Regions from separate parts of the Homo sapiens genome. Here regions 1 and 3 are each linked to region 2. A link is a contact called in ENCODE Hi-C or POLR2A ChIA-PET data. All regions are on one chromosome and are shown on one strand. Each heading gives the region's core, a stretch centred on a gene start or an enhancer-like site at or near the end of the contact. The rest is flanking DNA. Distances are from core to core; before and after follow the strand shown.

What was found. Hi-C counts contacts between places; a loop is a spot of excess contacts on that map. ChIA-PET counts read pairs that join two places held with the same protein, here RNA polymerase II (POLR2A). Pooled maps may share reads with other maps.
Region 1: a loop to region 2 is called in a pooled map, with 2.6 times the contacts of the local background. The contact joins two enhancer-like sites. A Hi-C loop is called at or near these places in 1 of 168 maps with a recorded cell type or tissue (Right ventricle myocardium inferior) and 9 of 50 pooled maps. POLR2A ChIA-PET finds 5 or more read pairs at or near these places in 5 of 52 experiments (MCF 10A, OCI-LY7, WTC11 and 2 more).
Region 3: a loop to region 2 is called in a pooled map, with 2.9 times the contacts of the local background. The contact joins two enhancer-like sites. A Hi-C loop is called at or near these places in 3 of 168 maps with a recorded cell type or tissue (CD8-positive, alpha-beta T cell, OCI-LY7 and Right ventricle myocardium inferior), 3 of 37 single-sample maps with no recorded cell type and 9 of 50 pooled maps. POLR2A ChIA-PET finds 5 or more read pairs at or near these places in 2 of 52 experiments (MCF 10A and activated CD8-positive, alpha-beta memory T cell).

The regions. Positions count from the first base shown.
Region 1 is chr4:42,602,913-42,607,481 of GRCh38, reverse strand. The region is part of intron 5 of ATP8A1 (ATPase phospholipid transporting 8A1); the gene reads left to right. Among named protein-coding and RNA genes, the nearest start is that of ATP8A1, 52 kb to the left of the region's middle. Within about 2 kb of position 1,926, at least 2 of the 41 ENCODE cell types and tissues checked have a DNase peak (open chromatin) inside an H3K27ac peak, as active enhancers do.
Region 2 is chr4:42,567,565-42,572,389 of GRCh38, reverse strand. ATP8A1 (ATPase phospholipid transporting 8A1) reads left to right here. Exons shown (of 37, transcript NM_006095.2): 15 at 3,185-3,229. Among named protein-coding and RNA genes, the nearest start is that of ATP8A1, 87 kb to the left of the region's middle. Within about 2 kb of position 1,994, at least 4 of the 41 ENCODE cell types and tissues checked have a DNase peak (open chromatin) inside an H3K27ac peak, as active enhancers do.
Region 3 is chr4:42,624,955-42,629,786 of GRCh38, reverse strand. ATP8A1 (ATPase phospholipid transporting 8A1) reads left to right here. Exons shown (of 37, transcript NM_006095.2): 2 at 2,678-2,792; 3 at 4,074-4,173. Among named protein-coding and RNA genes, the nearest start is that of ATP8A1, 30 kb to the left of the region's middle. RefSeq lists a silencer at 2,770-2,819. Within about 2 kb of position 1,431, at least 15 of the 41 ENCODE cell types and tissues checked have a DNase peak (open chromatin) inside an H3K27ac peak, as active enhancers do.

The DNA of each region.
Region 1 (4,569 bases), core at 677-3,176, 35 kb before region 2:
CAGTCACCAGCATAATACATGTGGTGGTGTTTATTTTCATTGTTCTAAGGACTGGGTGTTTAAGAACCAGTTCTAAAAGATAACAATGAATTATAGGATTGACTAGTTTCCTTGGCCAGTGTTCAAGTCTTGATTTGTATGGAAACTTTTTTTTATGTTGTGAGCTGATTTTTAACTTTATCAGAGTATACTCATCTATATTCCAAGAAGACACTAGCCTCAAGTTTGTGTATTTCCTTTCTTCATTTCTGTATTCTGGTTTTGTATTTCAAGAACACAGTAAATGGGGGATGGGGTAGAAGTACGTCCTCATTTCTAGGGAGCCTACCAGCACTGCAGATGCAGCAGGCCCATGCAGCAAGTGTTGAACAGCAAGGTTCTGTAATATTTTCAAAGAAGCGTTACTCTATTTAGTTAGGATTCCAACCCAGTGTAGGGATGTAAAGGTAATTTATACTTTCATTAATCCAGACCACTACAGCCTTCAGAATAAATATCAAATACTCATCAGACTGACAAAATTCAAGGAATGGATAAGTTTGTGCTTGTCTCAGTTTATAGTCAGTGGAAATTTATACATTGCTGGTAAAAGTATGGAGTGCTGTAGATTCTTAGGTATCTGGTTGTATCTGATAAAATTACAAACTCAAATGCCCCGGAGTCAGCAATGTTCTCTGGGGCATTCTCTCTTACAGGGTACAATCATGTGAATATATTTCATTGCTGTGGTAGTAGAAAAAAATAGAAGTCAGAATTTGCACCAGGGGGAGAATAGTTGAATGCTTTATGATGCAGCTGTTGTGGAAAATTGAGTTGTCTCACACAGGGCAAGGACAGCTCTGTGCCTATCTCTAGGACACCTGGAAGTGTGATGCTGAACACTGCCTAAGACAAGGATGAGACGGACTAGCTGGTGATTTATAATGTGCTGTTTAAGGTTTGAAACTCCCTTGTAGCCACCCAAGACTAGCTTCTCTACTCAGTTTAAGCATATATAGAGATTGATGGCTTAACTAGTTTTACTGGCTACACAGTTTGCCTTGGCTAGTCAACTAGAGGGTAGAAAAGACGCCACTGGAAACTTTTGCCTGGGCTTTCCTGAAATTCAGATTTCACATACATACCATGGAGCTTCAACACCCGTGTTGAGGGTGAAAGAGAAGGGATCCTGGGGAGCCATGCCTGTCAGTCTCTCAGGCCTCTGATGCTTTTCTGGTCTTTCATTTTCCTGCTGTACCATATCCTTTGCCTTGAGTAAAGTCTTCTGTGAATACATCCTGTGAAGTCTTGTGTGTCCACCTAATTATCCAACCCGTTGTAATTGACACATCTGTGCCATGGAGTATTTTCCAAAAATGAGTTAAATATCTCTGCTATTCATTAAAGTATTTATGGCATGTTGAGTGGAAAACCAAGTGGCAGAGAAATTTTAAAAGGGAAAGAAAAAACAAGAATGTCCATGTTTGTCTAGAGAAAGGTGTGCGAGGATTCATCAGTTAGTACTCCTTACTGTGAGAAACTGGCCTTGAGAAGAGGAATGTCAGCTTTTACCTTGTATACATACCTGTCTTGCTGGAAACATGTATTGATTTTGTCATTTGGTAGAAAACATTGAATATGTATTTAAAAGTTTCTTAGATGTGTACATTTGGGCAGTATGCCACATTTTTCTAAGTATTTCTCCAATAATGAATTGAGAGAGAACATTTGGGTGGAGAGGAGAATGCACTGTTTGGCTGGAGACAAAGATTCGCAAAAGGTCGGTTGGAGAAAGGAGGTAAATAAGTTTGAATGTGGAGAGAAAACTGATCAGAGCAAGGTTGAGGGAAAATGAGCACGTACAGAAGATGGAGGCGTCAAGCAGATTTGAAGGAGGACGGCAGAAGTGCAGCAGATTTGGAGGCGGTTTTCCATGTAAGTGCCACTGGCTTCCACTATCCGTTATTGAGTGAAGACTCTCTGGCATAATCTGTTGGATCTGAGAAGCCTGTTGTGACACTTCCCATGTGTTAAATGGCACCCAACAAAGTGGATCAGGGCTATTTTTTACATGTGAACTAACAAACATCTGTAAAGTCACAGCATGTTGAGGAGGGCTAGATTAAATTACAGAGCTGGAAGGAGTGGCCCTGAGCTGATACCAGAGAACAGTTTGTGTTAGTGCCTCTGAGGGTTACATAACCATTTCTAACTGCTTGCACTGAAAATTGGTTTAGTCACTTATAAAACTGAGATGTCTATTTTAAGCAAATGTTAAAATAGTTCATTGGCATCTTTTTCTGTAGCTATTTTTTAATTCAGTTATAGTTCACATACCATATAACTCACCATGTTGAAGGATACAGTTCAGGGGTGTTTAGTGCATTCACAAGGTTATGCACCGATCACCACAACCTTAATTCTAGAACATTTTCATTAATCCAAAAAGAAACCCTATACATGTAAACAGTCAGTCTTTCTTTCTTCCTTGAATCCCTTGCAATCACTAACCTACCTTTTGTCTCCATGGATTTGTCTGTTCTTGGCATCTTATGTACATGGGATCATACAATACGTGGCCCTTTGTGTCTGGGTTCTTTCACTTAGCATATCTCCAAGATTCATTCATGTCATTGTATCCACACTTAAATTATTTTTATGGCAGAATAACATTCCATTTAATGGCTATACCACATTTTGTTATCCATTCATCAGTTGATAGACATGTGGGTTGTTTCTACCCTTTGGCTATTATGAATAATGTTTCAGTGAACATTCATATACAAGTTTTGTGTGAACATATGTTTTCCGTTTGCTTGGGTATACACCTAGTAGTAGAATTTCTGGGTCTGTGGTAACTGTGCTTAACTTTTTGAGAAACTGCCAAAGTATTTTCCTATACAACTATTTATTAAATGTCATGTTTATGTTATTTTTAACATGAGCCCTACTAGGTAGTGGAGTTGTATCTTCAGTAAATCTATAACTGTTGCAATGGTTTTATATGATCCTATGACAGATAAGAATATTAGTGGATCCAGCATTCCACCCAGTTAGTACTTACTGAGCACCAGTGTGTGCTGTGTGATAACACTGGAATGGTAACAGTGAGTATAATAGGGAAGGTTTCTCTTGTCATGGATCTTATAATCTGGGGGAAGAGACAGCCCTTAAATAATCCTGTTTAATTAAGTATACAGTAAAACTGTGATGCTGTGATAAGTGTTCTAAAGGAAAAGTGCACGGAGCTCATTTAGATTTGGGGGTGAGGAGGAAGGACTGGGTGTCAACACAATGTCCCCTGAGAAAGTGCTGTTAAAGCTGAGATCTACAAGGTGTGTGTACAAGTTAACTAGGTGAGGATGGAGGGAAAGAGAATTCTAGGCATGGAAACATGTGCAAAGGATTTGAGACAGCAGAGAGCATGGTGCGCTCACTACAGAGGGCATAAGGAGGGTGTGTTGGGAGTGACAAGAAGTGATGACAGGAAAGAGGCAAGAGCTGCTTCATAAAAGGCCTTGTAGATGTTTTGATTTATTTTTTGAGCCTAGGGAAGCCAACTGAAGAGTTCTGAGCAAGGGGTGACCCAAGTTTGTGTGTATGGACTGATACATAATAATATGTAATTATAACATTTATGTAAAATCATCATAGATAATCCTTATAGCTACACTGTAGAAACTGAATTTGAAAGAGATTAAGAATGAATGCAGGAAACTAGCCTGAGGCTAATACAGACATCCAGTTGGGAGGGGGTGGTTCCTTGAACTAGGGGTGCTGATATTGGTGATGGTGGAGAAGATTTTTAAAATATTGGCAGATTTTGAGATGCTAAAGGCATAAAATCAACAGGAAGTTTTTAGTAGTAAAAATTATTCCAGAGTTTCAAAGGCATTTTTCTGTAAGAGTTTTAAAATGGGATAAACAGGGAGGCATATGAGCATAATAAAACTGCCAAAAAATCATAATGCAGCATTGTTCACAAAGAGAAATTAAGTTGCATCAAAAGCATTGCTACAGAAACAACAAAATAAAAGTTAAAAAAACCATACCCAAACTAATAAGTGAAGTAACAAAATTACAGGATGACAAGGTCATTCATTGTACAAAAATTTAATGCATTTCTAAATATTGCCAATGACTGGAATATAGAATAAAAAATAACCCTCGTGAGGTTAAGAAAAAACATAAAATATCAAGAATTAAATCTAGTGAAAGACCCATTCACAGAAAACTACAAAACATATCCAAGAAAAATTAAGATGTAAATAAGTACAGAAAGATAGCTTGTCCGTGAATTGGAAGACTTGAGACCCAAATCAAATTCCAGGAAGATAGTGTGTTCTCTGGAGCTTATTCATCCTGTCTAATCTGAAGTCTTAATCTTCATGTCAAATATCTTGATTTTAGAAATATTGGACACTTATAGTTTTTTTTTAAAAAAAACTAAGTATTACTATTGGGATAATTACTAATATGAGATAGGATCCGAAGGAAATAAGTGGCAATACAGAGCTCTAGACACTATTGACCAGTTTTTCCTAAATTAATGCAAACTTATAGCCCACTCACTCTGTCAGTTGATCTTGG
Region 2 (4,825 bases), core at 745-3,244:
AGATGTGAAGGGGTGAGAGAGAGTAATTACTGTCTAGCACTTTTCTGTGTAGATTTCCTCTGGGCACTCTTGGATTATGGGAATCCAGATGGGGGAAATGACCTGGCTTTGCTATCTTATTTTCCCCAGAGCAGCATTTAACAATTGCTTAATATGGGAACTATTATGTATGAGCACTTTTAACCCCAGTGGAAGAAAGCAAGGTGTTTATGCCCCTAGGGAGGTGGCAAAACCAGAGAGTAACACAAAATTTCATATCCTGACAAAAGCCTTTGGTGTTACAAGTGCAGAGCTGATTTTGCCTCAGTGTTGCCAAAACATCAGGTACAGCTCAGTTTCACCCCAGATAGGGTTCAAGTGAGTTCTGTTGTGTCTTATCAGAAGAATAAGGCTTGAAGTTTCCTGATAGTATAATTCCTAGCTAGTTCTGGGTATTCCATGTTTGTAAGAAAATTATAATTAACACTTAAAACCGTGCATCAGAATTTAATTTTAATAAATTTTCTTTGATTTCCCTGAACCTTCGCCCCAAATTGGATTCATGATGGGCAATAAAATAGATTTGTACATAGTTGCCAATGATGATTATCTTGTAGAAATCAACTTTTAGTTAGGAATGCACTGCAAAATTATTAGATTATTTCATTAGATCTTTTTATGGGACAATTACAGTAAAATGTAAGTGAATTGTGATATCATTTGTAAATTTAACTTATGACAAACCAGACATTTTACTGTAAACATTAGTTATTAAAGTATCATTTCAGCTAATTGCTTCTTGTAGGGAATAAGTCAGTTTTATAATAGTTACTTGAATACCCGGAATAGGTAAGCAGTTTCTCTGTTCAGGGGCCACAAATCTCAATAGAGTGAAGATTCTGGGATACAGTCCTAAGTGCCATCTTTGTAAAAAAAAAAAAAAAAAATTTAGACCTTTTAGAATAAGTTGGATGAGGCTTAACAAGATACAGTCTATAAAAAGAAATTCTGTTAAGCAAACAAAATGCTTTTTTGTGTGGACAAGGCATTTAATTCGTATTAAAAACATCATTTGCATTTTCCCTTTAAATGAAAAATAAGTTTTTAAAAGCAATCTTTATATATGAATATACTGTGTGAATAACTTTACTTGACAGTATTTGGTTTAGCTATATATTTGCTGGAAGGATCGGCTACTTCTTTAACCCCAAGAAGAGACTCACCACGAGAAATTTCACGATTATCATAATACTATCCCCCAAGATCTTGCTACAGCCATGTTTATCTTACTGCTCACCATGACTTGTGATAAATTCTAGTCAACTCCATTCATTTATTTATCTGTATATCTCAAGTGTTGATGTATGTGACACTTTGATAGATAATGCAGGTAAAAAAGGCAAAAGTTCACATGATTTCCTCCTGCCTAAAGTGTATAGTCTAATTGGCACTTAGTGGATGCTAATTAAGTAATCATACAGACAAATATAAAGTCCTAACACAGTATAGAGGTCTATGTGAGGCTATAATGGGTGGTTTGATCTAAACAGGGAAGGCAAGGAAATATGCCCTAAGAAAGTGATTCTGGAGTTGAGATCTAAGAATGAATTTGATTAAGTGAAGAACTTACCAGGTAGATGTTATAGCACTGGCACATACAAAGGCAAAAAGCCAGATACCACGTAGACACCAGAGCTTCTGGAGCAGCAATAACAGGGAAACTTGCATATAGGATCAGTGGCAGGTTTGCAGGCCACCTACTGCTCATCGGGCTCTAGGTAGTGCTCAGCATTCTTCCAGGGCTGCGCCAGAGTTGTGAAGAGGGTCTCTGGCACTTGAGCTCTGGAGCTTTTAAGCTGCATGACTTGGGAAACTTTATCCCCTGTCCTGGTATGAGATTGGGGCTAGTGCAGCTTGGCAGGACCATGCACAGTGTTGCTTGGTTAGTACCAGGCCCTTCCCTGGCACAGTCCATGGGCTAGGGTCCAAGCCTTGAGGCTGATCTGAAGTGATTGCTTTAAACATGGAGTTGCAGCCAGTTTCCACAGAGCTTTGCAGCATGCCAACTCCTTTTCTTGGAGTCCAGCCCACAAAGGGCTTGATTAGCCCTTCTTCTTAAGCAGGCACAAAAGCCCTTTGGTAGGAGAGAGAATAGTGAGTTAAAAGGGACCACCTCCATTGTGATTGGAGTGATATAGTGGATACTGCACTGGAAGCAAATTAATGTTTTGGTAGTGGAAGAGGTGCCTTGGAATGATGAAGTCCCTGCCTTGGCTGGGTTGATGAAAGATTGAACTTTTAGGAAGTGAAAGGATCCCATGAGTTTTTAACAAAGTTTATTGTATATTCGTCAAAAATAACAGTGACTTTTCATTTGTACTGAACTCTGCATTTTAAAACTCCATGTCTAATAAATTTACAGGAAAAGTATATGATTATATTATGAAAGAAATGGAAAATAAAAAAATCTGGTCTGTCATGTATTATGGGCCCCTTCCAATTGAATACATGACTGGCTGAAATGAAGTACATCTATCAGACTTTCCTAGTGTTCAGATGAGCGAATGGATGAAATTAAAGAAGATATTAATGAATATGTTTCCTGTTTGAAATAAAGAGTGTTTTAATGAGTGAAATAGTTTAAGTGAAAATTTTTTAATATCATTTAAATTCTTAAACTAAGGTTCCATTTAATTATAGAAATGCAGGTAACTTTTACTTTAATGTACCTGTTGAAGTAACCATCATCTCGTGGTAGCCAAAGTTACTTCTAAAATGTATTTGACAAATTTTATTAGTGTGATAATTTGTTTCAAGATATTAGCATGTTTGTTACCTTGAAACACTTTATTCTGATTATATAACACATATGATTAATTTTCCATTGGCTTTAGCATTTCAACTGCTAAGTTGAAATAATTCCTACTGAATTATGAACTTTGTGAATAAAATCAGTAAATGTTCTGGTGAAGAGGCAAATTGGCTATACAGTTACAGGATAACTTTGTAAACCTGCTGAGCTACCATGAATCATTATGTTCTATTTGCTGTACTAACTGCCATTCTTTCAGATTCAACTAAAAGTTCATTTTGTTAACTTTTCAGTGATCCATCTTTTTATACTTCCCTTCTTCGTGGTTTTATGTTTCCAGCCTTTCTGTGATTATTTTTCCTCTCTTTCTGCCTCTCTTCTTGCTTTCTGAAGCCATGTCCCTGAACCTGAGGATTATGGCTGCTCTCCTGATGAATGGTAAGCTCTATGGAACTTTCTGCCTCATTGATCCCTATAAAAGGTTTGCATTTTATTGTTTTGTAAGACACATTTCACTCTCTTTTATATAAATATATATATATAAATAAAATATTGCTGAGCAGTTAGGGTAACAATGCTGTAAAGTAGATATTTCTTGAAATCTATTGAATATTCCTGATTTTTGATGGAGAAACATGTAGTTTATAGATTAGGTTTGCCAGAGTTTTACATTGTTTATCTGTAATAAAGTCTAATGATCAATTCCAGAGTGTGGGCTTTGGACTACCTCAGGTTTCAGCTACAGCTCCTGAAGCCGTCAGGTTTTTCTAGCTCAGTACTGCCACCTTCTGCCGCTACTTATGTACTTTACAGAGCTACCAAAAGAGGCTACTGAAACATACCCAAGCAGTGGAAATTTTCTTCTGTGTTTCTTACGATTATTCTAATAAGTCTGTGTGCAGGCTATGAAGTGAACGTTTTTAAAATCTGCACCAAATGTTAGAAAACTATGCTACCAAGCACTAGAGTTAACTTTAGTATATTTAATTTTGGCATCATTAAAGTTAGCGTTTTATGGGTTTAATTTCACTATTTTATGAGTTTTTTGTTGGTTTTACCTTAAAATTCCTCCCCTTTGTGAATTTATATTTTCATCTTGGATAGTGCAGATTTATTTTGATATTTCTATAATTCATCATGAGTTGGTGGGCAAATGAAATTTCAGGAAATATGTTCCTTTAATGTTGGTAACTTTAGAAAACATTGAGAATTTATAGGTCATTCCATTTTTATTTTCATATTACTCATGTATTTGGTGACGAAGCCACATTTTCAATATACTTTGAAGTCGAATAACATCATTTAAATATTTTTCAACAGGGAATTTATTTCAGTGAAGTGAAGATTTGGTAAAAATTTTCAGTAAATCTCACAACACCTAGGGTTAATGACAGGCAGCTGTTTGGTTCTTGTGACAACTGATGAGACACCACATGCCCATTGCTTGGAGTGTCGTACATTTTGACACTTACACACAAGTAATTTTTAATATTTTTAAATGTACCAAAGCATCTTACTATTAGTGGATAATTCAAGTTTAATATTGTATATATTCCCTCTTATTTAATCCTTTGAGAAGTAGTTAAAATTTCGACTATATCTGCTTTTCTATAACATTAACATAATTCTATTAATTTTAAATATTGTTCATTAGCATAGAAGTGATATATATATCCTCTAAAATAACTCAGTTATTCCTAAGAAGAAATTGCCTTCTCCATATTTTTCTTAATGTTGGAAGGAAATGTTAAAAATTGATGTTTGTTTACTCACGTCATTCAAAATATTCTACTTTCAATAGAGGTTGTTTCATAACTTTTATTGGTGCTGGAAAGAGCGGATGTTATTTTATCTAGTTTAGTAAGTTCTTTTTGTAAAACACCCTTTTGGAAAACTTGATATTCTAAACTAGGTAACTCCAAATAAGAAATTGTCAGCTTTGTCATAAATTGCTTGTACATTTCCACTTATAGTTACATATAAGCTTAGATAGTAATGATTTTTAAAAATAACAATAGGGAAGGCTTTCACTAC
Region 3 (4,832 bases), core at 182-2,681, 58 kb before region 2:
TGCTAGTCTTTTTCCCAGGTACCTTCATCAGAATATTCCTGAGGATCTCTGAGGTCAAGTATGTTCACTGAGATATTTCTGAGAACCTCTGAGGTTGCTGTGCCTGTTTACTGCTAGCTTGCTGTCACCTGCTAGGAGTAAACAGAATTGGATACATAACAGAAGGTGATACCTGCAATCTCTGGCCTTCAAACATTCTGGGAGTGGGCTTCAGGTGCCTGATGGCTCTCCATGTCACTGCTGAGGAGACAGGGGAGAGGTGCCTACCAGCTCCACTGGCTGAGAGCCTCACTCCCTGCTTTCAGTGCAGATCTCCCTTCCTCAGTATCACACCTGGTCAGGGCACAACAGAGCGAAGCGTTCTGCATACATTCAGCTTCATGTACAATATCTTTCCAAAGCTTTTCTGTAATGCCTGGGTAAAGAAAGCCTATGTTGTCTGTGAAATCCTGTGCTCAGAGCCATCCAGTCTCTTCGATGGTCCTACCCCTGGCAACAGTTTACAGTTTAGATTTTCCCCTTCATTTTGGTGAGTTTTCTCTTTAAAGATCCCTTATTATCTGACCTAGGTTGGGCCCCTACTAATCCATTAGGATTGTTTTAATTACTCTGATTCCCACATAAGGGATGGGGTTAATTCCAGTCCCTTTAGTTCAAGGAAAATCCTTTGCCCCACAGAAATTCTTGAATACAAGTTAATATCTGAGGGGGAGATGCAGTATCCAATTGCTTTCAGTGGATAGCAATATCCAGTGCTCTCCCAGCAGCGTTTGAGACCTCAATGTAAGTAGGTGTGTCTGGATGGAGTAACACCCAGTTCCTCAGCTAAGGACATCCAAGGGCGGGGCCCTCAAAAGTCCCATTACATAAAGTAGATACAACACTCAAAAGTCCATTATATAAAGTAAATACAACACAACCTGAGAACATCAGCTCAGAGTGGAGTGAAGAGCTGGTTTTTTTGAGGCTCTCTCTCTAATCCAGAGGCGGGGAACAGCACACTCTGGTCTTCATGCTACCACGAAGGAAGACCTAATAAAGGACTCAATTTTTTTTAAAGATTGATCTCCCTCTATTCAATAACCCATGTGTGAAATTTCAATTATACAAAACTAGAGGGAAAAGTATGTGTTTAGAACATGGTGTAGGGAAACACTGTGAGCAAAGCTGCTGATTGGGTCTGAAACTGCAAAATGGGTGTGACAGAATCTACTCGGAGCCATGTGACCTCCAGGGTGATAAGGATACAATGTGCCTCTCACCCTGTGCCCCTCCTACTTGGAAAGCTTTCAGTGGTTGGCTGCCAAGCAGAGCGCAGGGTCCTCTGGGACCTGGCCTGCGTGCTTCCTCAGCGTGGTTTCTCGTCCGCCTTCTGTCTGTGCTCCAGCAGCACTGCCCTGTTTGCTCTCCCCTGCACACATGACACCGTTTCTCACACCCCAGTCCCTGTGCTCATGCTTCTCACCTTTGTAGAACACCTCAGTGATTTTCTGGTTTCATACTATAACAAACCCCACAGGCCAGCTTTTCACATAGTTGTTACCAGCACTTGGCCAACAGTTGTTTTTTCATCAGTGGGTGGAGCAGCTTTTCTTGCCCCCAAAAAACAGTCAACCACTCATTTTTCATTGGGTATATGTATTCGGCAAACATTGGGTACCTGCTGTTTGTTGGCACTGGTGTTGAGAAGATGAATAACACACCCTCTATGGCCCTAGGGAGTTCCCATTCTGGTAGGGGGAACCTGACTCAGGCAGCAACAAAACCTTCTGGTAAGTGTTTTGCTGAAGAGTGGGGAGGTTCAGAGGGCTGTGGAAACCCAAAGACGTTTTACCTAACTTGAACATCATAGAACACTTCAGAAGAAACCACATGTCAGCAGGTCTTATGGGAGGAGTTGGCATTGGCTAGGCAGAAAAGAGAAGAAAAATGGGTTTTGGAGATACAGTACTGTTGTCACCCCTTTGATTTTTCACTAGAAGACACAAAAAGCTGTTTAAAATACTATCTGTTGATATTCTGTTCTAGAACTTGTATGTATTTTTTAAAGTGTTTGTCAACATTGCAACAAAGTACCCAGTTGAATGTATCCTGTTGTTTCAATGATTATGAGATGACTTGAAGTGCTCTTGAGAAATTTAAAGTTCGTTTGTGAACATGAATTCTAACTGGAGAAAAAAATAGGTGATGATAGTGAGTTGGATCATTGTTGCAGTTCTCTATTTAAACCTTACTATTTATCTTTTCTTCTGTCTTCATCTGGGAAAAAACCCAGAAAAGTATTAAATGCATATGCTTTAATTTTTGACTATATTTTAAATTACCTTGTTAGTTTTACCTAAAACTGTAATTTAAACCAGTTTAAAATTAAGGTTTACTTCTGGGCATCTTTTTATATAGTGGAAGGAAAGAAGTTGAACACTTACGGGGGAAATGGAAAGTTGATGTTATGTCTTGTTTTTGATATGGCTCAGTTTTTACATGACTGTTAAATGCTGCCCTTTAAATCTAGTAGAAATGTTAAATATGGGGATGTTACTTTTTATTATAAAAGAAACAACAGTTAAGGGGAAGCAAGTAGCTTTTAACAGATTTCATATTCTAGACTAGTTATGAAATCTGTTTTTGGTCTGGACAATAAAACATTTCTTGTACAATAAGAAGATCTCTTTTTAAGGTTATGAGAAGACAGATGATGTTTCAGAGAAGACCTCACTGGCTGACCAGGAGGAAGTAAGGACTATTTTCATCAACCAGCCCCAGCTGACAAAATTCTGCAATAACCATGTCAGGTAAGAACTACCAAAGAATGCCATGAGACCAGCCAGCAGAGCAGAGCTGGTTAGGTCAAAATGAAAATGCTTGCAAAGAGCTTTCAGTGCAGTCAGTTAATATTTGAGAGCTCCCTGTTGGCAGTGTGAATAGGCTGTTTCCCCATCTTCTCTCCCATAGAGAAATATTCATAAGAATCTGGAAATAGCGAGGAGCAGAAAGAATAAGCACCCATCCTCTGCCGATGCTGCATAGATATTGAATAATGAAAGCTGCTTATGTGTAAATGCCTCTGTCCTAAACCTGTTAATAGAGCGATGCGTTACTGGTTTTGGTTAGCAAGTTTTAACATTTTAGAAGAGGTCTTTGCAATTCTGCACCAAGAATTCCTTCTGGTTATATAGTCTTTAAGTATTGGTTTTTGATAGTTGTGAAGTTTAGTATGGTGTGGAGGAATGGAGGGCTGTGCGAATTACTTCACTGCACTGTTGTGTTTTCATTCCAACAATAATGTAAAAAGTATCTGTGTAAGCACTGGCCACTTATGCGGCTTCTGGGACCACATAAACACCTTCAATACCAATAAAGTGTTTCTCCAGTGGCAGAGTTAACTAGATTTGAGAAGTGCCCACTTAATATGTACAATTTCAAATTCTAGAGGAACATTTCTCAATTTGGGTAATGTGGCATGTGTCTGCTTTAATCTCCTTTCTATTTGATAAACAAGAGGAAGATCTGGGTGTTTCTAAGACCTAAGTAGTGATATCTTACTGATGTGGGCATATCTGGTGTGTTTAGTGTGGATTTCTAGCCATGTTCCTGGAGTGGCAGTGAAGAAAATTCAAACAGAACCCCAGAGATCTCCCTGAAATTATCCAGGAAAGGCATCTCTGTTTACAGTGTCTGGTCAAATTGCTCAAATTGCTGATTTCGGGGTTCTTTTGGCAAGATTTTATTTTCTAGTCACACGTTGTACTCTGTCTTATGGAGGGCTGGAGCCCTTTAACTCCAAAGTTGCTCTTCTTTGTAAGCTACTTCTAGTAATGTTAAGCAGAATAATTGGCCAAATAGGACAAAAGATTATGCAAAAAAAAAAAAATCTGTGGTATTCATGCTTTACCATTTATTTAACCTTTTCACTCTTTTTCATTTAGGTTAATGACCCTTTGCAATATTCTCCCAATTTGAAACAGCCGGCAAATGTTCCTTATCTAACTTTTTATATGTTAGTAACAGAACTTTGTAAGTGTGGGTGCTAATTATGGAGAAGTTTTATGCTACTTTTCATTTTTGTTTTCTAGCACTGCAAAATACAACATAATCACATTCCTTCCAAGATTTCTCTACTCTCAGTTCAGAAGAGCTGCTAATTCATTTTTTCTCTTTATTGCACTGCTGCAGGTAAAGTCACGTCATAAAACCTTGTCAAATGTTCAGGTACTAATAAATGTTAAGCCCGTGACCAATCCCCTGAGGTTTATGTAAATGCCGAGAGATAAGCTGGTTTTGGTGGACATTTCTGGCTCCTGCTGCAAGCAGTGTTGGAATCCACTACCTTTTCCAGCCTTTTGATTCATTTTTATCAGCTTATTTTGGGTGTTCTATAAATTTGATGTGGCAAGGACTGTTCATTTTGGGTGGTAAAGGGGATGGGACGTTTTCTTAAAATGCTAATTTTCATAGTAAAAGTATCAACTCTGAACCTTAGAATGCAAGAAGTTAAATCTTGTGCTTCTCTTTGTATTTAAATTAGTTGTAGTCAGAAAAAGTTTTAGTTTATTAAAAAGTAGCATATTGAACATATGCTTAAATTTGAAAAAATATTTTCATTGAACTTGAAAATAAAAAATTTTTAAAACACCACAAAACACAAGGAAAAAAATTTAAAACTCTCATTATTCTACCATCAGAGACAACTACTCTTAAATTGTGGGTATATATCCTTCTGGTCTTTTTTTTTTTTTTTTTCCTCCCAAGCATCGTTTATTGACTTCGTTTACAAAAAGGGGATCATAGAATACCTATTGTTTTGTTACCTGCTGTATTCATATAACAATGTA